4 separate regions of the Homo sapiens genome follow, and regions 1, 3 and 4 are each linked to region 2. The links are chromatin loops, found by intact Hi-C in ENCODE. Cell type or tissue: gastrocnemius medialis. All regions are shown on one strand. Region 1 overlaps LOC401021 (a long non-coding RNA gene). Region 2 has its middle 47 kb from the start of MIR1246. Region 3 holds the start of MTX2 (metaxin 2). Region 4 has its middle 180 kb from the start of LINC01117.

Region 1 (8,000 bases), 410 kb after region 2:
AAGCCTAGGAAGTCAGATGTCCCCACTCCCATGGTGTCTCCAAGCACAGTGATTAAGGCTCAGGAACTTTGGGGGCTCAAAACTGGGTGGGAGTTTTAGGAGCACTACCCCCACACCCACACTGCTGCCCCCACCAGGGAGAGAGCCTAAGAGAGGAAGAGAGAGTAGTACACTGCCGCTGTCCTGCTGAGAAAGCCAAGGAAAGAGCTTGGGCCTGAAGCTGCTCTCTAGGAAAATGTGGCATTCTCTGCTTGGGGGAGGCTGGGGTGGGGGTAAGAGAGAGGGAAAGATGCCCTCAGCTCCCACCAAGGAGCATAAATAAAAAGAGAATTGACCCCCCAGCACCCTTCAATAGCCCACCAGAGTTGCCACCAAACAGTGTAAAAACGTGTGGTTTTGACTATTCTGATGAAAATAATGGATGTTCTGTGGAGATTTGTAGAGCACACACACATATGATTTCTAAATCAAATTCAGTTGCAACTGTTCCCATCAGAAAGACCCATCAAGCCCATAAAAGAGATCCCTTCATACAAAGATCTCTTTGCATCCCAATTTCCACCCATTCTACATGCATTTTCAAACCCATTTCCTGATTTCACTGTCATTAGCTAGAAAGCAGGGGGCTATTAGCCTGGATTGTAAGGCATCCATTTCTCCTTTTTTTGTTTCATTAGCCATGTAGGAAGATATTTTTCTTTTATGGTTGATGGCATCTGTTTTTAAAAATGGATAAACTCTTCAAAACATGTTTCTGATTCTGGTTAGCACTAGATGAGCAGCTGTAAAATAATAATAATAGTTTGAGGGGTTGAGAAGAGCTTTCTTTATTTTCCTGTAACCCCGGCACTTTGGGAGGCCAAGACAGGCAGATCACAAGGTCAGGAGTTTGAGACCAGCCTGACCAACATGGTGAAACCCCATCTCTACTAAAAATACAAAAATTAGCCGGGTGTGGTGGCGGGTGCCTGTAATCCCAGCTACTCAGGAGGCTGAGGCAGGAGAATCGCTTGAACCCAGGAGGCAGATGTTGCAGTGAGCCGAGATCGCACCACTGCACTCCAGCTTGGGCGACAGAGCTAGGATCTGTCTCAAAAAAAAAAAAAAAAAAAAACCAAGAAAGAAAGAAATTAATCATAGTACATATTAGTTTCCAGGCAATTGTGATGAGCTTTTTATGAGAATGGGGTAACGAGAAGATAAGACTGAGGAGAAATAGTGTTTGAAACAGTGATGGGTACCCAGTTAGGGCTAGGTAGACATTCTTTGAACAAACGGTGATGAAGCATGGTGACTGAGACATGCTTGCAACCTTTATTGTGGCCTACACAAAAAGATAAAATTACATAGCCTACTCTGTATATTTAGACAATAACGGAAAAGTAGCTGTGAGTAAAGAAAAGGAGAGACGAAAGGAATATATTGAGGCAGACATCATTTATGTCCTGATCTTAGGAAAGCGAGGCAAAGTGATTAAAGAGAGAGTAAGGGTCCACCTTCTCATAATCTTCTTTTGTCTCCTCCTTCCCCTATTCCTTTTCTCCTCCCCTCCTCCTGGTCTTCTGTAGATGAAAGAAAGGGTGAAATGGGGGAGAGAAGCTGAGTGGTGGAAAGAGCAGAGCTAGCATGTGCCAGTTTGTTGGGGAGTTTCCCAAGAACTTGCAATGGTTGTGGTGATAATGGAAGAGGCAGTGGGGAAAGACAAGTTGAGCCTTCTTAAAAACCTAGAAGGAATTAATTTATAGGTAAAGTGGGACTGTAGGTACTGTCCTTCCCCATGTGGCTAAAAAGAGCCTAGGAAGCTCCCATGAGATAGGGCACCTTGTAGGGCTCCTCCAAACCCTGGGAGCCAAAGTAGCTCGCAGGAAGGAGGAGAGAGTGAAGGGGTCCCGGGAGGAAGCAGCTCTACTCCAAAAGTAATGAAAGTCAGCCCTCTGCCCACCCTAAGGGCCCCTGCTAGGTGGCTCCAGGAAAGAATATTCTCATTTTGGCTCTTAAGAGGCCTTTTGCCTAAAGGGGGGTGGAGCTTTCCTCTTAAACTAAATGTTTGTACAACCAGAAGAGATAGGTGGGGCTTTGAATACCTGGCCGGGGCAGGTGGAGAAAGAAGACTGCCCAGGGCTGGTACTTAAGGACGTAGTCTGGGGGTATAGCCAGAGAAGGACTGAACAGGGAGTCCCCAGCATGAGAGAAACATAACTCTATATTCCTGGCACTATACTCTATCACCAAAACAGAAACATTTCTCTCCCTGCCCACTTCCCTCTGCCCCAGTGGAGTCACTCATTGGAGCTCTGGCTTGAGGACCCAGGGAGGCAGAGGTGACCCCAGACAAAAAGGCCAATAGTGAGAGAAGAGACCAAAACAAAAGGGGAGGGGGCTTGGAGCAAGATGTTTGAGAGCAGAGCGGAGGCTAGAAATAAGGCTCCAGTGGTCCCAAGAAGGGCAGAAGAGGCTAAGGTGGCTACCTAAGTACTAGGAGAACCAAGATTTGTTGGAACAGGAGGTGCTGCCCTAGGCTGTAGGCAGAACACTGCCTGACAAGGTTGGTAGCAGAAGAAACTGTACGTTTTGAGGGAAAATCTGACCCAGGAGGACTTCCTGGTTAAGCCAAGCAAAGCAGCTTGGCCAAGAGCTACTAAGTCTCTCATGAAAAAAGTCTGTAGCCAGAAGTCATGGACCCAGAACTAAGGGTGAGGACTTATCCCTCAATTCTCCATTGACCCTTCCAATTCTTTTAAATTCCGTACATCTTTTATGAAGAGTTATAAAAATACCCTTTCTGGCTACAACCCCCACACATGTTGGGGGCAGAGGCTCAGCTGCTGCCCTGGAACCCAGATCCTGGGGCACAAGCAGTTAAAGGGGTGAGAAGGGTTGGGGGGAGTGGAGGTGGGGCTCCTCGGCTTCCTTGGCTGTTGTTGGTCTTTTGCTTTCCTACCCTGCCCTAGATTTTAAAAGACTAAGGAGGGTCCTTGCCCTGGGGCTATAGAATAACAAGAGGAACAACCAGCCCAGTGGGTGTGACTGACAGGACAGGGTGGTGATGGAGAAGGTGATTGCAGGAGCTGGATAAATGGGCCTGCTCTCAGGAAAGACCTGAAGCCATCTGTGGGAGTCGAAGATGTGCCTGTGTGAATGTGAGGCCTCCCCTACCTGATACCTGCCCACTGAGGAGTTAGGGCCACTTTCTGCCTGGTGTAACCCTGATACATTTAGGTGCCAGACACTGAGACCCAATGGGCCAGGACTATGTGGCCCACAACAGCAATAGGTTAAGTCACGGAACTATGTTCTCCTGAGTCTGCTACTTCCTGTGTGTTCAAGCCTGTCTTCTCCTCCATAGAATTCAAAAATTTGGTGAGTGAACCAGGGGTCTTTTGCTCTAAAAGTCTAGGCCTGATTACTCAGCAAAAGGGGGATAATAAGAAACATGTATGTATTGAATACTTGGTATGTGGCAAAACACTGGTTTAAGTACTTAACCAGTGAGTTAAAGGTACATAAAGCAGTTAGAATAGTGCCTGACATATAGAATTGCAAGTAAGTAAAAATTCTCATAGCAACCCTTGAAGGTACTCTTATCCCTCCTTTTCAAAGAAATTAACAGGTCTAGAGAGTTGCAGTACTCGCCTAAGGTCACGCAATAGGTAAGTGGTACCATGGCAGTCTGAACCCACAACCTGCTGTCTTTGAAATCTGTAAGCCAAAAGTTAAGGGATCCACGGCCTCTTCCCTAAAATGTAAGTATTCAGTCTATAGGGTGGTGACCTTAAAAACCACAACCCTGGATGGAACCCTAAGAGCTCTGGGGGATGCTTAGTTGTAGGGTTAGAGGGAACTTGATCTTTGGAGAACAAAGGATCATAAAAGGAGCAGGAGAGATAATTGACCAGTGGTTCTCAAACATAAGTATGCAGCCCAAGTGCCCTGGGCGGAGGAGTGTTTACAAAATGCAGGTCTCTGGGTACCATATCTGGATATTCTGATTCAGTAGGTCTGGGATAGGACCCAGAAACCTGCATTATAAACAAGAGATTTGATGCAGGTCTTCACTGAGAATCATTACCCTAGAGAAGGCGGTGGGGAGAGGGGGACAAAAGACTGCATTGCCAAGAGATAACGGAGGATCAGTGGGATTGGGTCAGAGCATTATTTAAGTAAGGTGTCGCTGGCTCTTGAACCTGGTGCGAGGAGTGCCCAGTGGAGCCCACAAAAGGCCTGAAATGAGCGAAGTGGTGATAGAAGAGTGGTTGGGTGGTGTGGAGTAGACATGCGCATCTGGCTAGTTCTCTTGAGCTGCAGAGCAAATGGGATTTACCCAAGCTCTGAGTCTCCAGGGAGTCCCAGGACCCAGGTCCTGTTCTAAGTGAGCAAGGGCAAGGCCCATCAGCCTGTTGGAGGAGGCACTAAAGGATGTGCTTTTCAAGGCTGTCCATTCTGGGTACCAGGAATCCTGGGCAAGGTAAATGACGAGACCCACGGCCCAGCGGGAGGGGCTGGTTGGGATCCGCGGATTGGGCCCAGCTTGCCCCACACAGGATTCAAGTTGCTGCTCCTACAAGCGCAGCACGAGGAAATCGCGCCCCCTCCGGGAGCGCGGAGAAAGCGAGGTGGCCCGCCAACCCGGAACGGCCCTAGGCTCCCAGGCCTCGGAGCTGCTTCCACTGCCAGTCTGGGGAAAGGAACCCCTTGGGGGACGGGGCGCAGCACCGTCGACCCTTGTTCGAGGCCCCACACACTTGGCGCGCGGAGGTAGAGTGCGCGGGAAGGGAGGAGCGGGTACCGATCCCTCCGCTCCCGCCCTCCCCGGCCCGCCGCAGCCGGCGAGACGCTTGTCCTACAGCGCCTCCTCCTGGACGAGGCGCCAGACAGCAGAGCAGGGAGACCACCAGCCCCGGAAACCTGAGGCTGGGACTTCCTCCGGCAGGCGGAGGTCTCCCCGCACCAGAGGCTGGTTCTACAGTGTCCCCTGGGGCGGCTGGAAGGAGCAAGAGGGACCTGAGGCCACCTCTCATCCCCTACCCCCCATCCCAGGACAAACAACAAGCTCGTGGCCCAGAGGCGCTTGTCCCCCATTATTTAAGCGAACCCAGGCGGGAAAAGCCCTTATATGTCCGTTCATTTATTTGTTTATTTATTTATTTATTTGACTGCTCTTCGCCGAGCTGCTGCCCCCCAGAGCCCTCGAATGTGCTGTGCTGGCATAACAAGATCCGGGAATGGTCAGGCCGAAGGATTGGCCTGAAGTGTGGCGGTTTGAACAGGCGCCAGGAGAAAAGGCCTTTTCCCAAAGTAGTAGCAGCAGGCTGAAAAAAAAAAATCTACAGCCTTCCCCGAGGGGCAAATATATGCTATATATATATATAAACTGGAAAGAAGAGTGTTTCCTTTGGCCCTCGTCTCGTATTTTCAGCCTATGTCTAGCGTACAGATTTAAACTGGGGTGAGGTGATAAGTCATAATGATTGGAAATGTAGCCAAAGGTAGAACTGTTCAGCTATACAGGGAAGGCTGAGATAAAGGCAAGATGAGTAGCGAGCCTTGACGGAGGGAGAATGGAAAGATCGGGTGTATCTTCCTGCTCGAGTCCACTCGCCCCCCCCCACCCCCCCGCCCCCACACCCGTGCTTTGCCGATCGAATTCCCGGGCTAGGCCATTTCACTGCACATGCGCTGGACCTCTGGCGCGGGTGTGTGGCGGGCGCTGCGGGACCGTGAGCTGTGCGGCCGGCTTGCACCGCGCAGTGCGGATAAGGTACCGCGCACTGCTTCTACGCCTGGATGCAGAGGAGCTTGGGAACCTCATCTCAAGAAGCAGGAAACACACTTTTCTTTTTCAGGAAAACATGTATTAAAAGCTTCAACTGTCCTTTCTGATTTGCAAACCCTATTCCGCCGAACAAGCAGCATCTCCTCGTTGCCAATGAACACTCTGAAGGTTGTTATGTGGATCAGAAATGTCACATCTTGGGCACCGCTTCCCTTTGAGTCGTTCTTCAAGGCGGGGAAAACCATCCTACATCCAGAGAGCACAACTTCTCCCTCATTCTGCAAAACTATCAAGTCTAAAGGACCAGTCCCTAGAAAGAGGGCATCTGTTCACGCCATTTCCGAAAACGTGACCCTAAATTGAATTTAAGTTGAAATTCTGAGTTCTTCATGGCTTCTCCCCAGCTTCCGGTGCCCCCGCATACCCTACCCGGCTGCCTGGCCGCCGCACTGCGGCAAGGCCGTAAATACCTCTAACAGCTGCCTGCCAGCCCAGGGTGAAATACTGTCTTTGTTCGATTTCCCTTGCCTCTCTGATTCAGAAAACAGAACTCTGGCGAAATTTATTTGTAGAAACATCTGACGGGAAAATACGCTTTGTTTTCAGCTCTCGTGCTTGGCCACATTTATAATTTCGAGCTTCGTCTTTCTCCTGGTCCTCGCCAGAGATCTCAAGCCCAGTTCATGGCCTGACCCGTCGTCACCAAGGCCCGGACATGCTATCGGCTCCCTGATCTATGAGAGAACAGAGGTTTGGGCCAAGGACACTGGGAGTTATACTTCTGGGCTTCTCAGCTCTCAGGGTCCCAGCGTTTTAAAATTTCGTTTCATTTTTTGGTTAGGTTAACAGAAACAATGGGGTTATTTCCGGTAGTGGCAACAGCACGAACTAGTTTTCTTGTGGACTAATGGCCCGAGAGTTCCTGTGATTTGTGGATTATTTCCCTTAGATGCAATCGACCATTTCGTTCCAATAAGAATTAATGCTACCACGGGGCTTACAAAGAACCCCTCAAGTCTTCCAAATCTGCCCATGACATCAACCTCTGCTGCGTAATCGGACCTGCACCCAACCCAGGTTTTTAGTCACTCAAGCGCGCTGTGCTACAGAACCAGGGAAAAGCACTGAAGCTCTGAACATAGAGCTTGGCCATCAGGGCCACACCCCCACACCCACCCGGGTACCATCCGACCTAGGGACTCTTCCTGCTCCGAATCTACCTGGCAGGGCCTAGAAGCCACTATCCAGGTGCCTGCTTTTCAATGGGGAATGTTTTTTACCCCGATCAAAGAATGACCTCAAAGGTCATTGTACTGTAGTAGAGAAATAATTACAAAATACAAACACTCCAAATAAAATAACAATCACTCAAGTTTCTTATTTGTAAGTGATCAGAGTTAGTGATCCAGGATAATTTGCAGGCATCAGCTGGCCACAAATCGTGGACCTCCATTTTGAAATGAGCATGATTCCATCATTAATTACGAAAAACACCTTTCCACAAAGATGACATGTTTTGTTCAGAAACTCTTTTATGGCCCACGTTGTTACATTGGAATTTTAAGGGAATAATAAGTTAGGATTTACCACTGGGTGCTTTGGGAACCATACCCTTGCCTTGCGCAGGCAGTCTCATGCGCAATGCGGCAGACTGTCCAAAGGTTTCATTTCACAATGTTCATGAGGGAATAGGCAATAGGATTTGCGAACTGCATCCGCAAGTGCCATTCAAAATCAGTGGGAGAAAATAGCTTTTTTTCTTCTGCAAAGGATTTTCTTTTATGCATATTGTTTCAGTTCAGCAGTTTTGAAGTTGAGGGAAGAATGTTGCAATGTAATATTTATTAGCAGGTGGGAAAAAAAACACAACCCATCAATACATTTAGAGAGCAAAAAGATCTACTCTTTTCCTACTCTGGCAAATAAGAAACACACGATGTTTCAACACAGAGATGTCTTGTATTTCTCAAAGATCTATTGGGTTTTTACCAAGACCTGCACCATATATTCTGATACCATTACCTCCCAAAACATGGATTCATTTTGTGATATAAAAGAATCCAAATTCACCTGACGGATTATCATATGCGGGAAGAGCCTATCTTGAGTTGCTTAAAAATTTCTCTAAGAACTAGAGAAACATTTAAAAATATTTAAAATTCCATCTCATACAACACAAGGCCCAATAAACCATCAACCCTAGAAATTAACCAGCATCAGTCACTAA
Region 2 (8,000 bases):
CTTCATGTGCACACACACACACACACACACCCTATTCCCCCATGCTTATTTTCTCTCATGTATTGCCTCTTAATAAAGAAAATTCCCATCTCTTTGTCTTTTTTTTTTTTTTTTTTTGGACAAGGTCTTTCTCTGTCACCCAGGCTGAGGTACAGTGGCACAATCACAGCTCACTGCAGCCTCGAACTCCTGGGCTCAAATGATCCTCACGCTTCAGCTTACTGAGTAGCTGGGACTACAGGCGAGCGCCACCACACCTGGCTAATTACAAAAAAAAAAAAAAAAAAAAAAATTATAGAGATGGAGTCTGGAACTCCTGACCTCAAGGGGTCCTCCTGCCTTAGCCTCCCAAAGCATTGGGATTACAGGTCCCATGAGCCATTGTGCAGAGCCTAAACACACTTCTCTTTTATTTTGTCTATTTCTGTTTCCTCCATTCATCCCCAGAATGTAAGTAAGTCCATGAAGGCAGGGGTTTTTACATGTTTTGTTCCCTGCAATTTCCCCAATACCTAGCATAGTACCTGGCACATAGCATGTGCTCATTTAACATATATTGACTGACTGAATGAACTAATCATAGAATCAATTAAAATGTTTAACTCTGGAAATGGACATTCCCCATTCTTAAAACATGGAGTCTTTTATTCCATCTTTACACACTTAAATTTCAAGCACGTTTTTGGAAATGCATTATGTCCAAAAGTAGGGTACTGCCAGTATTACTACTTAAAAGTAAGTGCTAAATTTTAGTAGATTTAGCACATTGAAATAATTATTTCAAATTATGCACCTCAGGACATCATGGAGACCTGTACAGCAGCAGTCCCCAGCCTTTTTGGCACCAGGGACTGGTTTCCTGGAAGCCAATTTTTCCACAGATGTTGGGGGGATGGTTTTGGGATGAAACGGTTCCACCTCAGGTCATCGGGCATTAGTTAGATTCTCACAAAAAGCTTGCAACCTATATCCCTCCCATGTGCAGTTCACAACAGGGTTCGTGCTCCTATGAGAATCTAATGCTGCCACAGATCTGACAGGAGGTATGGCTCAGGCGGGAATGCCTGGGACTCCTCTCTATCGGGAGCCTGGAAGTGAGGTGGAGGAAGCGGGGACCACAGCTGGCTGTGCAGCATAGCCAGTGGGTAATCAATGCAGGCTTTCCTGTGAAGGGACCAGGGTAGGCTGAGTAGAGCCTTACCCAGTGAACAATGGCCCTGAGATCCTATGTGAGGGAGAACCACCATTTCAAAGTTGTGAAAGACTATTTCTCTTTTGCATGTAGAACAAACCATATATCTGAAGGTTTTTTCCTAATATATACATATATACTATTGGCGTAGTGTCTCACTTGCCCTTGACTACAAAGTGTTTTCCTGTATTTTCAGTTTTCTCTAGAAATTTCCTGAATGATATCTAAGAAAATTTCTGTATTTAGATAGCAAACTTAGGAGGACACATAAGACCCAAGAAGGCCAACTGACTTGCCAAGATCACACAGCTGGAAAGAGACATATTTACATCAGGAATTTAGCATCACAATTTCCTCACGAGTGAGATTTCTGCTCAACAGACACGTTGCATTAGAATGATACCATGTATTAGCACATCATTTACTAATAAATACATTTCATTAGACGTTCAAGATTGAGAGTGACTTCCAGAGGAAAGTCTTATGTAGACCTTACAGGGCACATTTATAAGAATACATAGTTCTAAAGCATTCATTTTGAGACAGAAGTCTATTTTAAGTCATGTGGAGCATTTCTAATTAACTTTTATCACCTACCCAATATTTAGAAGCTGATACCATAAAGAAACTTTTTAACACTTGCTTTATAAAGATAACACTGAAAAGGACTTGGCCATCTGCTGAGCCTCTTTTTCTTCATATGGGAAACCTAAGACACTCAAAGTTCACATCATATCACAAGTGAGTTCGTGCCAAAGTCAACACTAGGGCACATCTCTGACTCCCAGTCCAATGTTCTTCTAGGTATCTCCTCCTGTCAGATTGCCTGCTTGGACAGATGAAAACAATCATTAAACTGCCTTTCAGTTTTCCTTACTTCGGAGTAGCTAATTCAAATCACATTGATAATCTGTATTACCCAATATGGTGTGACTTTTCAGATATTCAAGTATTGAAGAAGTAAATTGTCTAAGAAAAACCTAGCAAGGAGGGTTGAAAAGAGCGGAAGTGACTTGTGCCAAGCCTCTCAACTGGAACTGGTCCTGTCCTTGGGACTCTAGAGAGTGAGCCTGGCCTTGGCTGTCTGAGGTTCCCAGAAGAAGACCGGACCTTGAGATCTGAGGATTGGTGCTGAGCAGTGCACTTTGTCAGCACCTGTAATTCCTTCATCACCCAGCTCAGTGCCCAATAATATTTGTTGATTTAAATCTGTATCAAATACAAAACAGAGTTGGAAAAAACTCTATCTGGTGTGTTAGAGCAGGGGTCCCCAGCCTCGGAGCTGCGGACCGTCCCGTTAGGAAGTAGACCGCACAGCAGGAGGTGAGCGGCAGGTAAGTGAGCTTTACCACCTGAGCTCCGCCTCCTGTCAGATCTGCAGCGGCATTGGATTCTCACAGGAGCGCGAACCCTATTGTGAACTGCGCATGCGAGGGATCTAGGTTGTGCGCTCCTGTGAGAATCTAACTAATAATGCCTGATGATCTGAGGTGAAACAGTTTCATCCCAAACCATCTCCCCCATCCATGGAAGAATTGTTTTCCATGAAACCAATCCCTGGTGCCAAAAAGGTTGGGGACCACTGTGTTAAAGGGCAAGACATTAGATGAGTTATCATTCTTCTTTTATTAATTCTCCCCTGTTGTCCTTTTAAATTAATGTAGTTGTTAAAAAAATAAGTAGTATCTACTGCATAAGCAATTAACACAAGGCAGACCCATAGAGTTCAGTAAATGTGTGTGACGATGATGACATATACATGCCTTCTTTCTGCCGCAGACAAGGTGCCTGGGCTCAAGCATATATTTCAATATTATAAAGGGGTAGCAGAAGGTATCTTTGTGGCGATGAACCAATTTTTTACCTTGTTTGTAGTGGTGGTTCATGCATCTACACGTGATAAATTGCATAGAACTATGCACACATACAAATGCATACAAGTAAACGGGTGAAATCTACATAAATTCCACAAATTGTACCAATGTCAATTTCCTGGTTTTGACGTTGTATCACAGTTATGTAAGATGTTACCATTGTGGGAAACTGGGTGAAGGGTACACAGGGCTTTTCTGTACTATTTTGTAATTTCTTGTGACTCTATAATTATTTAAAAATTAAAAGAAGATTCAAGGTTTTTCTTTTTTAACCACTAAAAGATTTCATTAAAAATATAAATGTTTTTGCTTCCTCACTTACCGAAAAAAAAATTCTTAAAATAAAAATTTTCACCTGTTTCTGGAGACTACATCACTAAAGTGGAAACCATTTTTTGCCAGTAAATGTGGTTCCAAGAATTTGAGACGGATTATGCAAATGACTGATTTGTACTATCATACATTTTTAAATACTTTAAACATAACAATTATAGGTGTTGAAACTTAAAACATTGATGAACAGCTGTTAACTTTTAAAATTATAATAAAATTAAAGTGGCCATCATTAAAGAAAGGAAAACCAAGCACTCGTCTATAGAAACTATTTTTTAAGATACAAAGCTCCAATATGTTCTTAAGAAAAAAAATGCACTTGCCTCTTCTCCCAAGTAATATATTTTAGCTTCTCATTATGAATAATCCATCTTTCTCTATGTTCATGGAAGGAGTAAAGCTCAGTCTTTATTTGCTTCTACAGGAAATTTTATTTTCTGTAGAAAGCTAGTCAATTCAGAATAAAGGGACTAATTTATATTTGACCACTAGGTGTCACTGTTGATGGTGGCGTGGGCGATAAGGAGGGGGAGGGGAATTGAAAGCAAGCTCAGGGGATTTGGGGGGTTGAGTTTGTTGTTGCTGTTGTTTTTAAACATAAAATGCTCACATCATTGCCATTCTCCCTCTCTAGGTACGGCAGGGTGGTAGGAAGGAAAGAGAGAAGTATGAAGACACAGCTTTGGCAGTGTTTCCGTAATGACTGGCCCTCAGACCACCCTAGCAGATTGCTGACTGCCGAGCCACAATCCCAACAGAAATTGACTCTTCAAGTCCATTTTAATCATTCCCTAACCACCTCGCGGGAAAACAGAAAAACGTCAATGACTCCACGTTGGGAAAGCGAGGCTCTCCTCGGCCATGCCTGCCTAGTGCTGAAGAAATCAGATGAATAATTTATATCACAAAGCAGTGTGCAGGGTCAGCTCGTGTGTGAAGGGGCTCTGAGTGAGGAGCTCTGGGCGCACGTCAGAAACATCATCTATGAGGCCAATAAACAAATCCAGGCGGAAGAGCCTCAGGAAGTGGAATGGGAATTTTTTGTCAGCAAAGATCAGTGAAGTCCAATTTAATTCTGGACTTGGCTGTATGAAATGGGAACGTTTTCAAAGCCCGTGGAAAATCAAACAATGAAAAAGAGATTTTCCTGATGTACTTGGCACAGACTCCAAGGATAGCAAGACGGGCAGTGCTGCCTGGACCCCGGAGGGAGATCGTCCTTATCTTCAGAACAGCCAGGGCCCGATGCCGAGCCTCACGGTCAGGGGTCGGTTCCCGTACCCAGTAGCATACCCAGGATCTGCAGGCGGGGCGGGGCTCGCTGGCAAAGCCCTGCAGAGGAGGCTGCCGTGTGCCCGTGCTATTTCAATCAAGCGTCTCTAGCTGGAGCTCTTATTCTTTCACTTTCCTAAGGGGGAGAAAGTTAAAGAAAACTAGGGAGTTGGAGTGGAAGGGAGTTTTGAGGAGAGAGCCTAAACAAGGGGTACTAACCCCCTTGTAAGCATCTAGAGGAGAATTTTAAAAAATGGAGGAAGGAGTTGAAATACATGGCCCAAAAGTTTTCATATTTGAAAATAGTTCCTTGCTCACTTATGTTATAAACTATTGCATCAAATGACCATTTCTAACCATTGTCTCATCAAATGAGACATTTCTCAGGGCAGGATTAGTAGTTTATACTTAACCACAATCATTGGAGGCAAGTTAGTGGGATAATCATGTAATAAATTAAAAAAATAAAAAACAGAAAAAGAGGTAAGCAACGAACATCGAGTGCCAACTACACGTCAGGTATTATCCTCAGTGTTTTCTGTGCATCAACTCATTTAATCTTCAAACAACGCTACAAAGCAGGCACTCATATTATTCCTATTAGAGATGAGAAAATGGAGAGAGAGAGAGGAGGTCAAATGGCTTGCCCACGGTCGCAGAGCCTGTAAGCGGCAGACTACCTCCAAGTCACTCAGCAGCAAACATAGGTCTAGAACTCAGAGCTCTGACCCTTACCACCCAGGCTCTCCTTATGGATCTTTTACCATCTTGTGCCCTGTGAAATGTCTACCAAGTTCAGATCCTAACCACTGAGAGCCATAAAATGTATGCACAACAGAATTTCTCTACTTGCTACATTCTGACAAAGTACTACACCAAAAGATGGAATGCAAACTAGGCTGTGAGGCCAGCCCTTGACAGGCATGCCTTTTGTGGCTCACAGCTTCAACTACTACCTCAGGCAAGCCCTTGAGACATCTCTCTGGACCAACTTCTCTTCATATAGCCACTTAGTCTCTGGTCAGAGTCAACTAGCTATATGAGACTATAGATCAAACATTCATTGTGATTTACACGAAATTAATTTCCAGAAAGTGTAAGTAATGGTACTTTGTATGAAAACACATATTTTCCAGGAATTTTTTATTGCCCATGACACACACACTAAGATTTTGCCAAAATAAGTTCAAGCCAGTTGTGTAACTGTACTCAAAATAGCTGAGGCTACATAAAATGTCTTTTGGGCACTGACTCAGGGGGAAAAAAAACAAATGTGCTCCTTAATAACCCTGGTAGCTGTACTGACTCTAACAGATAATTTTCTAGTCCAGCAACAGTATTGCAGTTTGTCATTAATAGATGTGAGGAATTTCTTTAGTTGGAATGAAGCCACAATTAGTAGATGTCCTTTACCCCTACACCTGCACCGCCCCTCCCCCTCCCCCCAAAAAGAAGCAGCCTCTGGAAATAAACCCAGAGGAAGTATTCACTCTGGAAAATAAATGCGAGTATCAAAGTACAGTCAAAGTTTTTGTGGAGGTTCTTATTGTATTTCTTTTAGGATAGACACTAAGCATGAACAATGGGATGATCTGTCAGACTTATCATTCCTGTTGCACTTCCAATGAGCCAGGATTATTTCCCTACCAATGATTTGCCTAGTGCATTAGGTAGGGCTTTCTAGAGAAACAAAACCAGTAGGATATATGTATAGTGTGTGTATATATATATATATGATGGGAATTGGCTCATGAAATTATGCAGACCCAGAAGACCCGTGATATGCCATCTGCAAGCTGGAAAACAAGGAAAGCCAGTGCTGTAATTAATTCTGAGTCCTAAGATGTCACTGAGGGATGGGGAATGGGAGGCACTTGTGTGAGTTTGAAGGCCCCATAACCAGGAGTTTGATGTCCAAGGGCAGGAGAAGATGGATGTTTCAGCTCAAAGAGAGAGAGGGAATTCATCCTTCCTCCATCTTTTTCTTCTATCTGGGCCCTCAAGAGATGGGACAATGCCAGCGCATATTGGTAAGGGTGAATCTTCTTTGCTCAGTCTACTGATTCAAATGCTAATCTCTTCTGGAAACACTCTCACAGACATACCCAGAAATAATGTTTTACCAGCTACCCAGGCACCCCTTAACCCAGTCAAGTTGACACATAAAATTAGCCATCACAACGAGGAAGTAAGGTTCACAACCAGAATTAAAAGGACTTTAGAATTAAACTGTCTTCAAGTGGCCAAAGAAACTTAACTTTCAAACTTCCCCTAAATTCTGATAAACTTTTGAAAAACGTTTTCTCTTTTATTTTGCCACATACATATCCAGATGCCAACACCACACTATTACCTGGGAAATGATGACAGAAAAGGAAAAATTAAAAATAAACACAAAATGTTTATTAAGATAATTATGATTGAATACAAAGTTTCAATAAATTAATTCTTCCGTATTCATGAAACCCAACTACAATAGACAACTGTCAATGTAAGGCAAGTCATTTTTCATTAGTGATTGTGCTTTATATTCATATTTTTAAGAAATATTATTGGACTCTGCTATGGACTGAAATGTGTCCCCCATCCCCAGTTCATAGGTTGAAGCCTTAACCCCCAATGTGACTGTATTTGGAGATAGGGCTTTTAAGAGGTAATTAAGGTTATATGAAGTCATAATGGGCCCCTAATATGATAGAAGTGGTGTCCTAAAGAAGAGGGAGAGATCTTTCTCTCTTTTTCCACACACATGTACCAAGGAAAGGCCATATGAGAATATAGCAAGAAGGTGGCTGTTTGAAAGCTAGGAAGAGAGCCCTCTAGAAACTGACCCTGCTGGATTTTAATATGGAATTTCCAGCCTCTAGAATTGTGAGAAAAATTCCTGTTGTTTAAGCTGCCCGGTCTATGGTAATTTGTTACGGCAGCCTGAGCTCCTCCTCCATCAAAGACATTACCAAGTGCCAGTCCACACTTGTGTTGGTTCAGATGCAGTCCCTGTCCTCTTGGAACTCATACTTTGGTTGAGATGACAGATATTAAACAATTGTAAAAATGACTATATATTTATCAGGTAAAACAAGTGAAGCTGACAAATCAACGGGTAAATTTGTAAGAGCATGACAGGATTCAGTTTAGTTTGAGGGGCCAAGGAAATAACACTTAACCGGAGCCTTAGAAGTGAGTGAACAATTAGCCAGATGATGAAAAGGACAGAAAGTTCTAGAGAGAGGAAACAGTATTTGCAAAGGTCCCATGGCAGGAAAGAGGATGATCATGTGGAAAGAACTGAAATAAGTGAGTGGAGTGAGAGCAAAGGGGGAAGGACA
Region 3 (8,000 bases), 280 kb after region 2:
GAAAAAAAAACTAGACAACAAACCTTTCTCATTTGACAGGAAAAAAATGTCAGGTAGACTTACATTAAATGGTTAAAACGGTGCCCAGAGTCTTAAAGGATGAACAGGAGTTATTCAAGCAAAGTGCACATCTCAGGCAAGGGGCAAGGAAAGAAGTGACAAGACATGAGGCTGTCCTACTGACAATGAGAAACCAACAAAATGTTAAAACAAGAGGAGGTTTTTTTTTTTTTAAGGAAAATTAAAATAAAACAAAACAAACAAAAAACCCACTGAGGCTTGCAGTGTATGGACTCTACTGGAAGGAAGCCAGACTGGAAGCAGAGAAATCAATTCAGAGACTACTATGGTTATCTAAGCAAAAAATGACAAAGCTTTGAACTAAGGTAACAGCAGTAGAAATGGACAGAATAAGTCCTATTTAGGAACGATAACTGAGAAAAGTTGGCAAGGGAAATACTGGTAGTAAGGAGATAGAAGCAGTTCACTTAAACTGGGGAGTTCAGAGAAGACTTCTAAAAAGATATCCTTATGAATAAGGATCTCAAAGAAGTCACTTCAAGAATACCACAGAGAGATGCCAGATATCTTTAAATGTTTCCAAAAGAAATAATCAGTGTTAGCTCATGTCCACAGGAAGGAAAGGTAATAAGCAAAGTGTTGGATACACTAAAAATTAGAGCTCTCAACTACAAAAACAGATTCATAATTACTTAAGTTATAACAGATCTATATAGATACATAACTCCAACCTGTACTACCAGAAACAGAACACTGTGAATAGTTGCTGGATTTGAGTCACATTTATAAGTCATTTACAAGTCAAACACAGGGTTTCCGATAAATTATTACTTTAACCACTGCTATAGTCTGAATATCCCCTTCACAACTCATGCTGAAATGGAATTACCATTCTGACAGTATTAACAGGTGGGATTGTTAAGAGATGACTAGATCATGAGGGCTCCACCCTCATGAATGGATTCATCTCTTTATCCCAAGAGTAGGTTGTTGTAAAAGCAAGTTCAGCCCTCTCAGTCCCTGGCTCTTGCCCTCCCTGGCCTTTCCACCTTCTGCCACAGGATAATGCAGCACAAAGGCTCGCATCAGATACCGGCACCTTGAAGCTGGAGTTCGTTGCCTCCCAAAATGTGAGACTTGAATTTTTTTTCTTTGTAACTTACCTAGTCTGTGGTATTCTGTTATAGCAACACAAAACAGATTAAGGCAGCCTCCTGTTTTCACTTCTTGGCAAAACATAATCTTATAAATTTTAACAATTACAATCATTTAAATTACAAAAGTAAACTATGCTCACTATAGTAATTCAAACAATTCAGAAATATAGTTCCTCCACCCTCTACCAACAATCTATCTTTATTATCCCAATCGCTAGTTACAATTAGTTGAATATTCTTAACATATATAAACATATGTATGTTTATATAGATTTCATGAGTTCATACAAAATAGATATTATTTTATAACTTTTTACTTAATATAACCATAGCTTTCAAGACAACGTATTTAACAGATATACTTCTTCATTTTTGGATCTGTAAAAATGTGACCATACCATAATTTTTGTATAAATGTTTTTGACAAATAATAACTGTACATTTAGGAGGTACAACGTGATATTTTGAACTAAATAAATCAAAGAATAGAAAGAATAAATCAAGGTAATTAATATATCCATCACCGCACCAACTTAAATTTTTGTAAGAAAATTATAAATCTAAGCCTTTAGCAATTTTGAAATATATAATACATTATTATTAACTGTGGTCACCTTGCAGTGCAATAGATCACTAAAACTTTTTCTTCTAGTCTAACAAACTTTGTTCCCTTTGATCAACATCTCTTCTCCATTCCTCTTCCCCATCTCTCACCTCTGTCCCCCTCAGCCTCTGGTAACCACCTTTCTATTCTGTTTCTAGGAGATCAACTTTCTTAGATTTCCCCAAAAAGATTAGATTTTAGATCACTACTTGTCTTTCTATGTCTAGCTTATTTCATTTAGCATAATGTCCTCCAGATCCATCCATTTTATCACAAATGATAGGGTTTCCTTCTTTTTTAAGGCTGAATAGTATTCCATTGTATCTTATATACATTTTCTTTATCCATTCATCCACTGATAAACACCTGGGTTGCTTCCATATCTTGGCTATTGTGAATACTGCTGCAATGAACATGGGACTGCACATACCTCTTAGACAATTTCAATTCCTTTGGATACATGCCCAGAAGTGGAATTGGTGGATTGGTGTACAATAATTTGACATATATTTAAAACATTTCTAGTTTTTCGCTATTACAAATAATGCTGCAATTAATATCATTGTGTATTTCTTTAAGTACTGGTCTTTACATTTCTATCAGATAAACCCCCATAAGTAGAATTTTCAGGCCAGAGAATGTCATTTTAATAAATATTGCTACATTACGTTCCCAAAAAGTAATACTAACTTACAGACCCAATAGTTTGAGAGTAACTTTTCCCCATGCCCTATTAGTACTAGAAATCATATTCACTTTTGTCCATCTGATGGCAGGGGTGGGAGGATGCTATACATTATTAGGGACAGAGAACATCTTTTCATCTGTTCACTGTCCATCTATATTTCACCCTTTTGTGAAATGCCTGTTCCAATCCTTTGTCCTTGATTCTGTTGGTTTGTCTTCTTATTTGTACTAACTTGAGATGTCTTTTATCAAAGTTTTAAAATTTTTTCGGCAATCAAATCTGCCAATTTCTTCTCTTATGGATTATGAATTCTTAAGTTTTGCTTAGGCCTCTTCTGCTATCCAAGGATTATTAAAATAATCTATGTTTTCCTCTAATTATTTTATTACAATTTTGTTGTTTTATATTTAGATCTTTAATCAATCTGGAATTTATTCATGTGGTGTAATGACTTAGTAGTTGTTCCAACACCATTTATTGAATTATCCATTTTTAAATGCTTCCTCCTAGAGTAACAGATCACTACAAATAGCTAAGACGGCAGACAGACAAAATGCCTAGAAATTTTTAAACGTCACTACTTAAAGCAGTATCCAAAGTTTATTAAAAGACATTCATCATTTTCTCATTAAAAGAAATCACATATTAGGACACATGCACACAGTGAACCACTCAACATACACTGTGAAGTTTTTTTTTTCAACATAGTAGCAAACTAAATTAAATCGCTGATCTAACTATATAAGCCTGATTTTGTTTCAACATAAATGGTAAAAGCAGAAATAATCATTGCTTGAAATCTCAAGATTAGTCATTGATTTGGGTCGCAAATATTTATTGAGCACCAACTGACTATGGATACAATGGGGAACAAAACAAGTTTGATCCCTACTTTCAGGAAGCTTGCAATCTAGTAGGAGCTTCTCTCCTCTAAAAAATAATGTTTTTAAGTGAAGAAGGAAAAAAAAGAAATGTACGTTCACACAAACGCAAAGCAGTGAAAAACATTCCGGCAAATTTTATGACACATTCTGTACTTCCCATTTCCAAAATACTATCTTATTACTTCAAATGTACCTATTTATTGTGGTGACTGTCTTCATTACTGTACTCATGTTGAAAACACTGCTAGGGAGTTATGACTAATTCCATTAGCCTCTATCTCAAAGTACCTATGTTTAGTCTCCTCACTTTCTCAACAATATTTAATTTCTTTCATTACAATAAATAAAAACCTCAATAAGAGAAATTACAAACCTATATACATCAGTCATGTTCAGTCCACCGACTCAAAAGTATTTCTTTAAAGTACATGCAGATTTAAAAATTTTCCATGAATCCGCGCGGGCGTGGTGGCGGGCGCCTGTAATCCCAACTACTCGGGAGGCTAAGGCAGGAGAATCGCTTGAACCCGGGAAGCGGAGGTTGCAGTGAGCCCAGGTTGTGCCACTGCACTCCAGCCTCGGTGACAAAAGAGAAACTCCGTCTCAACAAATAAATAAATAAATAACTCCTAGAGTCTTAGCAAATGGCACTACTGTGTCGCTGGGAGACGAAGCAAGAAGTCTGGTGTTCCCTCAACAATAGGTAACAACTGATTAGTGACAGTCACCTTAAACTTTTTGAGTACCAAGACCCAGAAACTGCCACCACTCTTAGACTGAAGCGTTCAGATGCTTGCCCCTGTGGTAACGCCCCCCACCTCAATCCCAATCCAAGGCCTCCCCCTCATACTCCAGCACCTCCCAACTGAATGGGGAGGTGGGACAAAGTACCGCCCAAGGGAAGGAGACGGGACTCCTGCTCCTGCGGGGTGACCTTGGCCAAGTGTCTCCTTCTCAGTTTTCCCATATGTGAGATAAGGTTGGTAGTCCGTGCCCGCCTCCACCATCCGGGCCGGGTTCAGCGTATAATGCCGCAAGGCTGGAGGAAAGCTCCAGCCCTGTACCCCACGCGGCTCCCCGAGACCGCGCCGCCACCTTCTGGGTCTGCGGCCAGCCGCGCTACCTGCAATCTGGGAGACGAAGGCTTCCGCCACTAGAGACATGTCGGCTGGGAGGCCCGGCGCCCGGGTGCCTGCCCCCCACGGGCCTCAGCGTCCTCCACCGCAAACCCGGAGGCTCTCGGCAGTTAACGAGCCTAGCCCCGCCAACGTTCAGACTCGCAAAGCCCACTCCAACAGCAGCGGCGGCTGCAGTGAGGCCCCCAAGGTTACCGCCAGGCCTGGCTAGGGACTTCCGGCGCAGCCGACAACGGCACTCGAGCGCTTCCGCCGGCCCCGCCCCCGCGCCGTCCTACGGGGCGCCGGCGCGGCTAGCTCCGTCCAGCCAATTCCAGGCTCTGCGCTGGGGGCCCGCAGGTGGAAGCGAAGTACCCGACTCGTCTCCCACCCAGGGGACTGGCAGGGGAATCTGGGAGATTTTTAGCGTCCTTTCTGTAAGCCAGAATTTTGTAACCGAGTAACATTTGTAAACGCCCACTGGATACCAGGCACTTATATACCTATATCTACACACACATATATACATATATACACACACACATACACACATATATAATATATACACGTATATATGTACACATGTACATATATACACATATATACATATATATACACATATATTCTATTTGACTTCGTCTTCTCAACAACCCATTAAAGTAATAATATTATCGCCATTTTACGGATAAGAATATAGGCTTAAGGAGTTTAAACTGCCTGCCCAGGCAGTCCTCCAAGGACCAGATTCAAGGCTGCATGAATTCCCTCTATTCCATTATATTGCTGGGTTGATTAGTCCGTGGATAGACATTAGTGTTTTTTGTTGTTGTTGTTTATTCAAACATGCTTGGCAGAAAGGAGGCTTGAGCAGCGCCTAAGCCAGAAGGTAATTTGTCCTTCAACTCCATACACCCGAAATGATGCTCAGCTTGGAGAATAAGATACTTTAGTTTCACACACTTCTCACCTTTCGGGGGTGAACGGGGCAGGAAGAGGAGAAACTAAATTCCCTGAGTAACTTTGTCTTAACCTAATAGCTTCTTAAATTACACAATTAAAGAAAAATCATATGCATTACAGATTGGTGGTATTACAAGTGGGACAGGCTTCAGAGCTGGTAACCCAAAGCCCCCTTCACTGATGAGAAACAAGTTCAGAGAGGTGAGGTAACTCATTTTAAATCACACAGTAAATCAAAAAGTCAGACAGCTTACTAGGTTTTTGCAGAGGAAACCTGTATTCTAAGAATTACTGTCCATGACATTTAGAAAGCTATATTTCCATTCTTTATATCCGTAGATCTCTATTACTGTTCATTCTGCCTCCTTAACTAGCGTGGTTGGTTTCCTAGAGCTGCCAGATTACCACAAACTGGTTGGCTAAACAACAGAAATTCATTCTCACAATTCTGGAGGCTAGAAGTCTGAAATCAAGGTGTCAGCAGGGCCATGCTGTCTTGCAAGGCTCCAGAGAAGGGGGTTGCCGGCAATCTTCCATGTACTTTGGCTTGTAGATACATCACTCCAATCTCTGCCACCACATCACACGGCATTCCCCCTGTGTGTCAATGTGTTCAAATTTCTCTCTTCTTGAGAAATAACACCAGTCATTGTGTTAGGGACCCCCACCCTAATCCAGCAGGACCTCATCTTAACATGATTTCTTTTCTTTTCTTTTCTTTTTTTTTTTTTTTTTTTTTGAGATGGAGTCTTGCTCTGTCACCTAGGCTGGAGTGCAGTGGCGTGATCTCGGCCCACTGCAACCTCCACCTTCCAGGTTCAAGCGATTCTCCTGCCTTGGCCTCCCAAATAGCTGAGATTACAGGTGCGTGCCACCATGCCCGGCTAATTTTTGTATTTTTAGTAGAGACCGGGTTTCACCATGTTGGCCAGGCTGGTCTCGAACTCCTGACCTCATGATCCGCCCGCCTTGGCTTCACAAAGTGCTGGAATTACAGGCGTGAGCCACTGTGCCCAGCCCCATAATTTTTTTAAGGTTAAGTCATATTTTCATCTCCCTCAGCAAAAGGAAGCTTCTTAAACAGCATTTAAATTTACCCAATAATTTACATTGACATAAACACAGCAGCGTCTTAGGAAGTAGTGTCTTCTCTATAGCTGAAATTCAGAGTTGACAAGCAGCTGTGAATAGTAGAAATACAGGGAAGATAATATTAATAGGTTTTTCTTGTTTGTGCAGAGAGAGGTAACACTGATAGTAAAGAATACATGAGATCCAATTTCCTCCTCATCCCATAGGTATTATTGACCAAGAGAAATGAGCTGTTCCAGATACTTTGTTATCAATCAAAAGAAAAGCTTTCAGGCCCTGTCTGTTCTCCTCACAGTGGAGAATTATGTATAACTGTAATAATGAAGAAGACATATCATCACTTTAAGTTCTATTATTAATTTTGGTTTGTCATTTTTATAAAGCTGAAGACACAATATTTTGACTACTTTTTGACAGATTTGAAGTTTAAGATTTCTCCATATCATAGGGCCTGTGTGAGAACTTGAGCCAAAGTCCCTAGAGAGTAATGAAGATTCAACTGGGGAAACCAAAATCAAACATATCCAAAGGGTAGAAGTGAGCCCCAAAGTGGAAGAGACTGGAAAGAGCCAGAGACTGGACACAGATGCAAGAGAAACAGAGCAAGATTAGAGGCAAAGTAGAATGTGCCCTTAAAATTTAAGTTAAGTACCCATGGCTTGATGCATGATACATGCATGAACTGAGCTGGCTGGAAGGTACTGGTTTGGGACTGACACCAATCATCTTTATTATGGCAAGTGCCTTAGTCCATTAGGGCTGCTATAACAAAATATCTTAGTCTGGATAATTTATAAACAGAAATATACTGCCCTGACTTTCGGAGGTTGGAAAGTCCATGATCAAGGCACCAGCAGATTCAGTGTCTTGGGGGTCCCAGTTCTCACAGATAGCACCTTGTACATGTCCTCACATGGCAGAAGGGCAAAAGGGGCAAATAAACTCCCTTGGGCCTCTTTTATAAGGACACTAATCCCATACATAAGGGCAGAGCCCTCTTGACCTAATTACCTCCTAAATTCCCCACCTCTTCTTAATACTACCATAGTGGCAATTGAGTTTCAACATATGAGTTGTTGAGGGACACAAATATTCAAGCCATAGCAGCATGCTTTTTAGAAAAAAACAGAGATGTGCCGGGGGCATTGTCGATACTCAACTCTTTCTTCATTTTAGCCAGGGAAGCAGAATCATCAGCACCATATGGATTCACTTTTTCCCCCTGACTGATGGTTCTTTTGCTTCCCACACAGGCACATTTAGGCTGGAAAGAATCTGTAATGTGGGAGGTCTTTATTACTAAAAATTAAGTTCAGTAAAATGCAGATGTCTTTATGGTGCCCACAAATAAACTGTCTTTGTAATAAATAGCCAACTGGAGAAAATATATTTACGCATCTGTATTAGAACGAACGGCAGATTTAAAACTGAAGATCTGTTTAAGATCACCACAATTGAGGGAAATACAAGAAAACAAGC
Region 4 (8,000 bases), 260 kb before region 2:
CTCCTTGTTGCCTGTCTTGAAGTGAACTTCTACTTGATGATATTTAGAGCTCATTAATTTGTCCCAAGGAAGCTTATTGTATGGCAGTTTAATGACAGAAAACTGTTTTAATGCAAATGGACATGTAATCCCACTAAGCCACTCTGAGGGTGTAAATTTAAAACAATTGCTAGGAACTGACACCGGAGTTTAATAAGATGGAGGGCTAGTTTCTAGATCCCGGTACGCCCAGGGGACCCTGCTTGGACACCCAGCCCTGGCGGTTTTAGTGCAGCCCTCAGTTACCATGGCAATTAAAAATGTCAGGGAGCTTACTGGAGCTCCTTTCAGGTGGTGGGGATCTGAGCTCTGGAGGAGTGGGGGAATGCAGGGAGGAAATAAGTTTCAGCACAGAGAGGAAATGAAGGGTGAGTGGGTGTCTTCTGCTCATTACTCCTCAGGGGACAAGGTTGGACAAGATATGACTGAGACCCCAGGAGGTCACTTTCTGTCCTGGCTTAGTATAAATGCCTGATCCAGGCAAACTCCCACAGACAGAGCACAAAGCCTTACCCAGGACCCCACTTCTCCCAGCAGGTAAAGGGGGAAGCCTGCTTCTGAGGGGTTGGTTGGAAATGAGGCGGAGGCGGGAATTGTGTTTGAATATTTACTAGATTATAATGCTGTTGGATACTACATCATTCATCAGAGGGCCCTGAATAAGGTTATTATGGGTGAAGTCATTTTTGTAATAAAGTTGGCTGTAACTCTGGGTCATAAATCACAGGTTCTGGTACTAAAAAAATTGCTAAACATGCCTCTGTTACCACATACTGTCCTCCTTTTAAATACTTTGATTTTACTACAAATCTCCCATTGACTGAGCTGGGGGAAATACACACAATGAGCAAACGATTCCTTCCGTCCCTGGCAGCAGCCCTGCCAGCATCGGGGCCTCCTGGAATGATTTCCTGAGGTGTGATGTTATTTATGGTGTGCTTTCTCTATCAAAAAGGCAAACAGCATCCCAAGTGACCCCGGAGCATTTGCATCATTGCTTCTCTTGCTAATTGATTCATCCCCTGGCAGGGCCTGAGACACGGGCTGTTGGCTGGACACTCGCTCCCAGCTGCATATCCTGTGGATTTAAGGTGCATAAGAAGCAAAGATGTTAATAAAATCGTTAAATGTCAAAACTGAAAAACCCACACCCATTCAGAGTTCATCAGCTCTTCTGGAATGATCTGTAAAATACCATCTCCTCCCCTTGTCCTTTTCTCATAACCTTTGTTATGTTACCATCTTTGTTATGTTACCTTTGTTTGTTACCATCTCCTCCCCTTGTCCTTTTTTCATAACCTTTGTTAAGTAAGGAGATTAAGAACTGTTATTAACGACACTGATTGTTTAATTTCTTTCATAACTTCTTCCTTTCAAATGAGAGTCCAGTACAGAATGAAAAGGAATGTTATCATATGAAGTGCATTTCAGACGTAATAAAGCAGAAAGGAGAGGGTGGCCCCAGTGGCAGTTGTAAGAGGGATGAAGTGTGGATCTCTATAGCTCAGTGGCTGCAAAGCAGAAAATGAAGATTGTAAAAACGTCACATAAAGAAAAAATGCACAGTGGATTCGTTTTGTGATGCCCATAATTCAGTAATGCCTTTAAGTAGCTAGAAGAAATATAATAAATGTTTTTCCACAACATTGATCATACTGTATCAGAGGAAATATTAGTGTGCAGGGAGCCATGATTATACTGGTAGTAATTCTCGGTGCAGAAAACTAGTAGAAGATGGGACCCTTTATAGGCCGAACTTTTATTGGCTGCAGTTATTTACCTTTAAGAATACGCCTAATACATTGTCCTGTAGCTAAATATTTTTGTGAAAATTCAAACCAGCACTATCAGTAAATCAGAAATCCTGCCACCATTTTATAGGATTTATATATATTTTTCCCTGCAGATGCTCTCATATGTTCCAGAATACAAAAACCAGCCAACTGACCATGTAAAAATTCTAGAAGGCCTGTAAAACAGATTCTTCTTCTGTATTCTGAACCTGGATAGGAGCAGACAGGTTTATGGCATGTGATTCCATCCAAATGCCACCTGTATATATAACATCTCTCTAAAGAAATTAAATGGATTATTAGATTATATACCATAGTAAAACTATACCTGGAGCTGCAGGCCAGGAGAAGATATGCATGTTGTGCAACTGCTTAATTTTTTTTTTTTTGTCTTGAAACACTGAAGAAAGCTTTGCAAAACAGGCTTTTTCTAAATTTAGGGAGGAAAGAATGGAACTGATTCTTCATGCCAGCCTCTTGCTCCTCAGACTGGCAGGAGCTGGTAATGCGGTGGCTGTGGCAGTGTGGGTGCAGGAGGCCCTGCATGCTGAGGAGAAGTTTCACCTTCCCTCTAGATGGGCTCCAGCTCGACTTCAGAAATCATCCAGTCAGGGTTCCAGGGAGCACAAGATAAAAGCTAGCCCAGCCAGACTCCTGCAGAATTAAAGGGAGAGGTGAGACCCGGGCATGCTAATCTTCCATATATCCCAATGAAGTCGTGCTGTGAAAATGACTAAGAGAAGCAAGAAGCCAGAGCAATCTCCGAGGGAAGGTACTCTGAGAGCAGTGTGTAGGAGGGCGGTATTTGACTTCAGTATCTGCATAAGCCAGCTTGCAGTTCAAAGCCCTTGTTAAAGCAAACCAACCTGCTTAAAGGCTGCCGACTCACCTGCTCTGTCTCAATGCACCTCTCCCCTAACTCTCACTGACACAAATGGGTATCATTTCTCAGAGTGAAAGGAGGCTATTCCTTTCTCTTTGTCCTAGGGCTCTTTGCTTAATGCAAATAACAGGCCTCATGCACACATGCTCTACCAATCCAACACATTTTCTGTGTGTGTGTGTGTGTGTGTGTGTGTGTGTGTTTATGGAGTTACATATCGATTTTAGTACCTTCTATTGGAGTTGATGTTTTAATTGTTTTATTTGTTTTGTTTGATTTTTTCTTCTCCTCCAGCAAGCAAGAAATGGAAGAGGGCGCCTCTAAGTTCTTCCCATTCTGAGAATGTTTATTTATTTATTTATTTATTTAACTTTAAGTTCTGGGGTACATGTGCAGAATGTGTGGTTTTGTTACACAGGTGTACACGTGCCATGGTGGTTTGTTGCACCCATCAACCTATCACCTACATTAGGTATTTCTCCTAATGCTATCCCTCTCCTAGCCCCCCATCCCCCCAACAGGCCCCGGTGTGTGATGTTCCCCTCCCTGTGTCCATGTGTTCTCATTGTTCAACTCCCACTTATGAGTGAGAACATGTGGTTCTTGATTTTCTGGTCCTGTGTTAGTTTGCTGAGAATGATGGTTTCCAGCTTCAAAAAGGCAGGTGATTGAGGGAAGAAAACCTCCAACAGTTAGGGATTCTAAGGTTGAGGAACAGCCTGACACAGATGACAGTCTATCTAGTGTGGCTTCTGGGAAGTTGGTGTGCTGTCACCTGGTGTGCTCAGCATTGACATACAAGCCAATATGACATCACAGGCTTCTGTTAAATTTCCTCCTCATCATGGAGGAGAGAGATGCTTTTGAAGCATGTTCCTGTAAGTGGTTCTGTTCTAGGTACTTTGTGGTAGTAGCAGTTGTTTTCAATGTTTTATTTTTATTTTTTGAGAAAGGGTTTCACTCTGTTGTCCATGCTGGAGTGCAGTGGAGTGATCACATCTCACTGCAGCCTTGAAGTTCTGGGCTCAAGTGGTTGATCCTCCTGCCTCAGCTTCCTGAGTAGCTGGGACTACAGGTGTGCCAGGAGGATTTTTTTTTAAGTGAAAAAATTTTATCTTTGCCTTAGTTAATTTCCTGGCAGTTGAAGTGCATTTTAAAACGATAATTTCTTGGCCAGGCGCGGTGGCTCACACCTGTAATCCCAGCACTTTGGGAGGCCATAGCGGGCAGATCATGAGGTCAAGAGATCGTGACCATCCTGGTCAACATGGTGAAACCCGTCTCTACTAAAAATACAAAAGAATTAGCTGGGTGTCTAGTCCCAGCTACTTGTGAGGCTGAGGCAGGCGAATCCCCTGAACCCACAAGGCAGAGGTTGCAATGAGCTGAGATCATGCCACTGCACTCCACGCACTCCAGCCTGGTGACACAGCAAGACTCCATCGAAAAAAACAAACAACAAACAAAAATTTCTTTTGGAGGCTAATATCTCCATTGTCAAACCTTAATAAAGATCAATGTATAGTCATCTTTCTTCTCTCCTTCCTTTCCCTCCCTTCTTCCTTTTTTCTTCCCTCCTTCCTTCTTTCCTTCCCTCCCTCCCTTCTTCCTCCTTTCCTTCCTTTTTCCCTCCTTTTCCCTTTCTTTCATTTTATTTTCCTTTCTTCTTTCTGAATCCTTATTTCTCTTCAATGACTTAGAAAACATCTTAATGAACTTCTTAGAGCAATTCTGCAGCAATGAACATGTTCAGGATCACAGATGCCTTTTCTCCAGTATTTACTGGTAAAATGCAGTTCCCACTTTTGCTGTGTGTGTAGTATGCACACCATCCCATTTATGCCTGTAAAAACATCCAGGTGTGCTTAGGAGGGCCAGAGAGACCCTTGGAGAGTAGACTTACTGTAATTTTAGTAAAATTAAAAGACAAGAAGATAATAATAGGACTTAGGAATTTGCTTAGTAGATAAACAGAGTGCATTTTGCTTTACTTGGTATATAGTTTGAATTATTGACTTGCATATTGCCAAATAAAAAATATAGACAATATTGGACAACACAGAATATTTGATTATAATATAAAACATTTTATATTTTAAAATGAGATACACTTGTAATTATCTCTACAACCACTGGATGTCACTATTGCATATATCAGGCAGTTAAAAACTTCCTATCTAGAGAGAGAATCTGAAACTTATTTTAAGAGCTGTCAGTCGCCACCTTGGTGCACTACCTTTTGATGGAACATGCACTATCGTGCTAAAATGACTCTCTTCCCCATTCCATGCAGTCAGCCCAATTTTCAATTATGCCACTTTACTGGGAATTCTAATTTACACAGGATGAGATTCCTCAAACACAATTATTTTCTTCACTATATTTAAAAGGAATATGGTACTTCTATAATAGTTCTCAACATTGTGTATTAATTATAATGAGCACATTTTGGACACTAAATGGTGTGAAGTGAAAACATAACCATAAAATAAGCTCGATTTATAAAATACCCCCAACCCCTGCTAATTACTTACAACAATTTTATATCTATTTGCTCATCTGTCTTCCCAGCATCCCTGGGAGGTTACCTGCTTTACTACTTTTATGAGTCAAAGTTGACCTGTGAAGTAAATTGAATCAAGTAATTATTTGCACAGGCATTCCAGGAGTAAAGCAAAAGCAAACATTGAAAGTGTGTTCCAGACAGCTAATTCCAGTTTGCAAAAGTTACCAGTTCAGATTTTGGTAGTTCTGTGATTTTTCAATTAGTAAAAAAAAAATCCTCAATTCATGGGCCTTTTAACTCTCCTTTTAAAGATTCATTTAAAAAAAAATCTGGGCCATTTTGTGAGGCTGACGTGATAGAGAAAATAGGTCTTTTTCCAAGCTGAAAAAAGGCTGGCCCAGTTCAAGTGCTAGTTAGAGCAGGACCAGGAAAAATAATGTGGTGAAGGAATTTGAACAATGGTTTGCTTTCCCTATAGTTAGAAATGGCCAGGAGCTTCCAAAGAGCTATCCAGTTTAGTTTCTTTCCTTTTACTAAAACCCTGGAGTCGTTTTCTTCAACTTCCTCACATGCCCTTGCAGCTCTGGGGAAGCCAGAGCTGTTCTTGAAGGACTATTGGCCTAGATTTAGTGGGGGAGGGGAGATGCTCTCTGTTCTAGTGAATTATCAGAGAGCTGTGTTGCTTGCCATCTATGGGATGCTTTGATCCAAAATTTTAGTCATTGTTTCCACATTTAGGGGCTGGAATGCACATCAAAGAAGTGGGTGCACGGAATTTACTGAATGCCAAAGAAGTACAATAACATACAGAGGATATAAGCAAATCCCAGTGGTAAAATTTGCTGCCAATTCTTGCACATAATAGAGGCCCTAAAGTGACAGTCTATCTTTGACAAATGCATGATATCAATGCCAAGGGAAGGAACTAGCATGCTGAAAGGTGAATAAAAGAGTTGGAACAATTCAGTGGACTTACACATTTCCTCAGTGTGTTTTCACACAACAAGGAAAGCAGATGACACAAATGCATGAGGTAATCATAAGACAGGGCTGCAAACTCACTAGCTGTTTTAAACCAACCTGGTTCTTTCAGGATCCAGCTCTAAAGATGAGAGTAAAATGTGATTAGAAATCATTCATCTTCTGGAGGAAAAAAATGGAACAAGGAAAGTGAAAATAGCTTTCTTGTTCTGTCTTGGATAGTTCCAGATTTTAGAGCCCATATGTTGTTTGCTATAACTTCCTCGCCTCCCAGGGCCAATGCATTCGAAACGCTTCAGCTAGTGTACTTCACTGAGTAGTCTTGGAAGTTAGGGCTCATTTGTATCCATAGTCTTTGTTCAAATATGGATTAATTTTGGCTAATTTCAGTGGGTGCATATAAAGTAAAACGCACAGAACTGAAACTACTGAAATCAGGCCTGTGTGTGATCATCTAAAAATCTACTTTTCAAGCTCCTTTAAGTTTTATTTTTGAAATAAAAACAATAAAATGACAGTAAAAAGTTTCCAAAAGCATTGACATTATGAGCAATTGCTAACCAAGGCTATTCCCAGAATGATTGAGCAAAATTTGGATATAATTCTAGACAAGATAACTGCCCGGCAGTGCCAGCTATAAATACTCCATTCAGAAGGTGATTTCACTATGATCCTATGGAATATGTCCCTTGTCTCTAGGGCTGGGTAACCACGTGGATGCATATTATGCTATTGTCACTAGGGCTGGCATTGGAGGGCAAAGGCAGATTCTTGTCCTCAAGCTTTAATCTTTATACTATGGAGATGAATGTGTAAGACCTGCCGTAGGTTGCTTTAAAAAACCAGACTGCGTTTGGATATTTAGAGGAAGGGGTCTCAAAAATGCCATAGTACATAGAAATAGCCTAGAGGGGTCATGGGCACAGCTGGTAGTGAATCGGGTATAAGCAAGATCAAGATCTGTGTATTTATTTGCAACTCTACTTGCTTGAGCCAGAAATTGTGCCAGCTGCAAATCGAGCCAGCATTTCTGTCCTTGGCTTTAGACAATTAGAGCAGATTTGCTTGTATACACCAAAATCATTTCCAACACAGCCCCCACAGTTCTTTGTGCTTCTTACAAAATTTCCTCTATGGCCTTGCACTGCATAATAAAGGAGCTCTTGGAAGGATCCTGGTCTGTTTACTGTGCATGTTAAGTAAATGCAATGATTTTCATTATTTCAAACTCCATAATGAAATGACTGAGTGCCCGGCAACATTAGATAATGGACAAACAACTATTCAACTGGCTGGATGAACCATGGCTCTCTCGCATTAAAAGTGTGATATTTATGAGTTAACTTAATTATAGAAGAAAATATTGAGTAGGTGACTGAGTAAAATGATGACTGTGTATTACGTTTTTGCCATGCAGCTGGATAAACATATTCGACGACAGACCTTGGCAAGAACTGCAAAGATGCTCTTGACAATGGCATGAATAAATATTAGGTGTTATCTAGAATTCACCACATTTGAGGTCGTGCGCAAAGCCAGGTAAGTTTTAACAAAAAAGAATTACAGCAGAAGCCATGTGTGCACACTAGGACTATGTAAGCACTGGAGTCTTTTTCTGCTGCCTAGGGATTGCTCTAACACTCATTCTCATCCACATCACCGAGAGATTTTCTAAATCATTACCTTTGTTTGCACTCTAGGAGTGCACTGTAGCATAAGACCCAGGTTTTAGGAATCTCGTGGTAAATTTTTCAATGACATGCACTTGGAGAGAAAAGAAATACTTTACCTAGGCTAT

The links. Peaks named below come from ENCODE experiments on the same cell type or tissue, not always from the same donor. Only the 100,000 strongest peaks of a DNase experiment are listed, where the experiment ranks them.
Region 1: a loop joins it to region 2, with 17 times the contacts of the local background. A loop is called at or near these places in 95 of 110 quality-filtered maps.
Region 3: it touches region 2 in a loop (2.6-fold over the local background); 10 of 110 quality-filtered maps call a loop at or near these places.
Region 4: a loop joins it to region 2, with 3 times the contacts of the local background. A loop is called at or near these places in 6 of 110 quality-filtered maps.

The regions. Positions count from the first base shown.
Region 1 is chr2:176,137,504-176,145,503 of GRCh38, reverse strand. LOC401021 (a long non-coding RNA gene) reads right to left here. Exons shown (of 2, transcript NR_148241.1): 2 at 5,113-6,507. Among named protein-coding and RNA genes, the nearest start is that of HOXD-AS2, 4.4 kb to the right of the region's middle. In gastrocnemius medialis, CTCF peaks have their summits at 4,654 and 4,854 (motif pointing left); DNase peaks (open chromatin) are centred at 4,585, 4,863, 5,233 and 5,663; H3K4me3 peaks cover 3,228 bases; H3K27ac peaks cover 3,593 bases; H3K27me3 peaks cover 1,280 bases.
Region 2 is chr2:176,550,541-176,558,540 of GRCh38, reverse strand. No RefSeq gene overlaps it. Among named protein-coding and RNA genes, the nearest start is that of MIR1246, 47 kb to the left of the region's middle. RefSeq lists a silencer at 2,386-2,680 and an enhancer at 3,766-4,060. In gastrocnemius medialis, a CTCF peak has its summit at 3,890 (motif pointing right); DNase peaks (open chromatin) are centred at 3,970 and 4,700; H3K4me3 peaks cover 1,412 bases; H3K27ac peaks cover 1,138 bases.
Region 3 is chr2:176,266,147-176,274,146 of GRCh38, reverse strand. MTX2 (metaxin 2) reads right to left here and starts at 4,705. Exons shown (of 10, transcript NM_006554.5): 1 at 4,478-4,705. The coding sequence starts at 4,517. RefSeq lists enhancers at 3,811-4,436, 4,437-5,064 and a silencer at 4,769-4,858. In gastrocnemius medialis, CTCF peaks have their summits at 4,264 and 4,482 (motif pointing left); DNase peaks (open chromatin) are centred at 4,466 and 4,726; H3K4me3 peaks cover 2,084 bases; H3K27ac peaks cover 1,390 bases.
Region 4 is chr2:176,811,813-176,819,812 of GRCh38, reverse strand. No RefSeq gene overlaps it. Among named protein-coding and RNA genes, the nearest start is that of LINC01117, 180 kb to the right of the region's middle. In gastrocnemius medialis, a CTCF peak has its summit at 4,843 (motif pointing right); no DNase peak of the experiment used is centred here.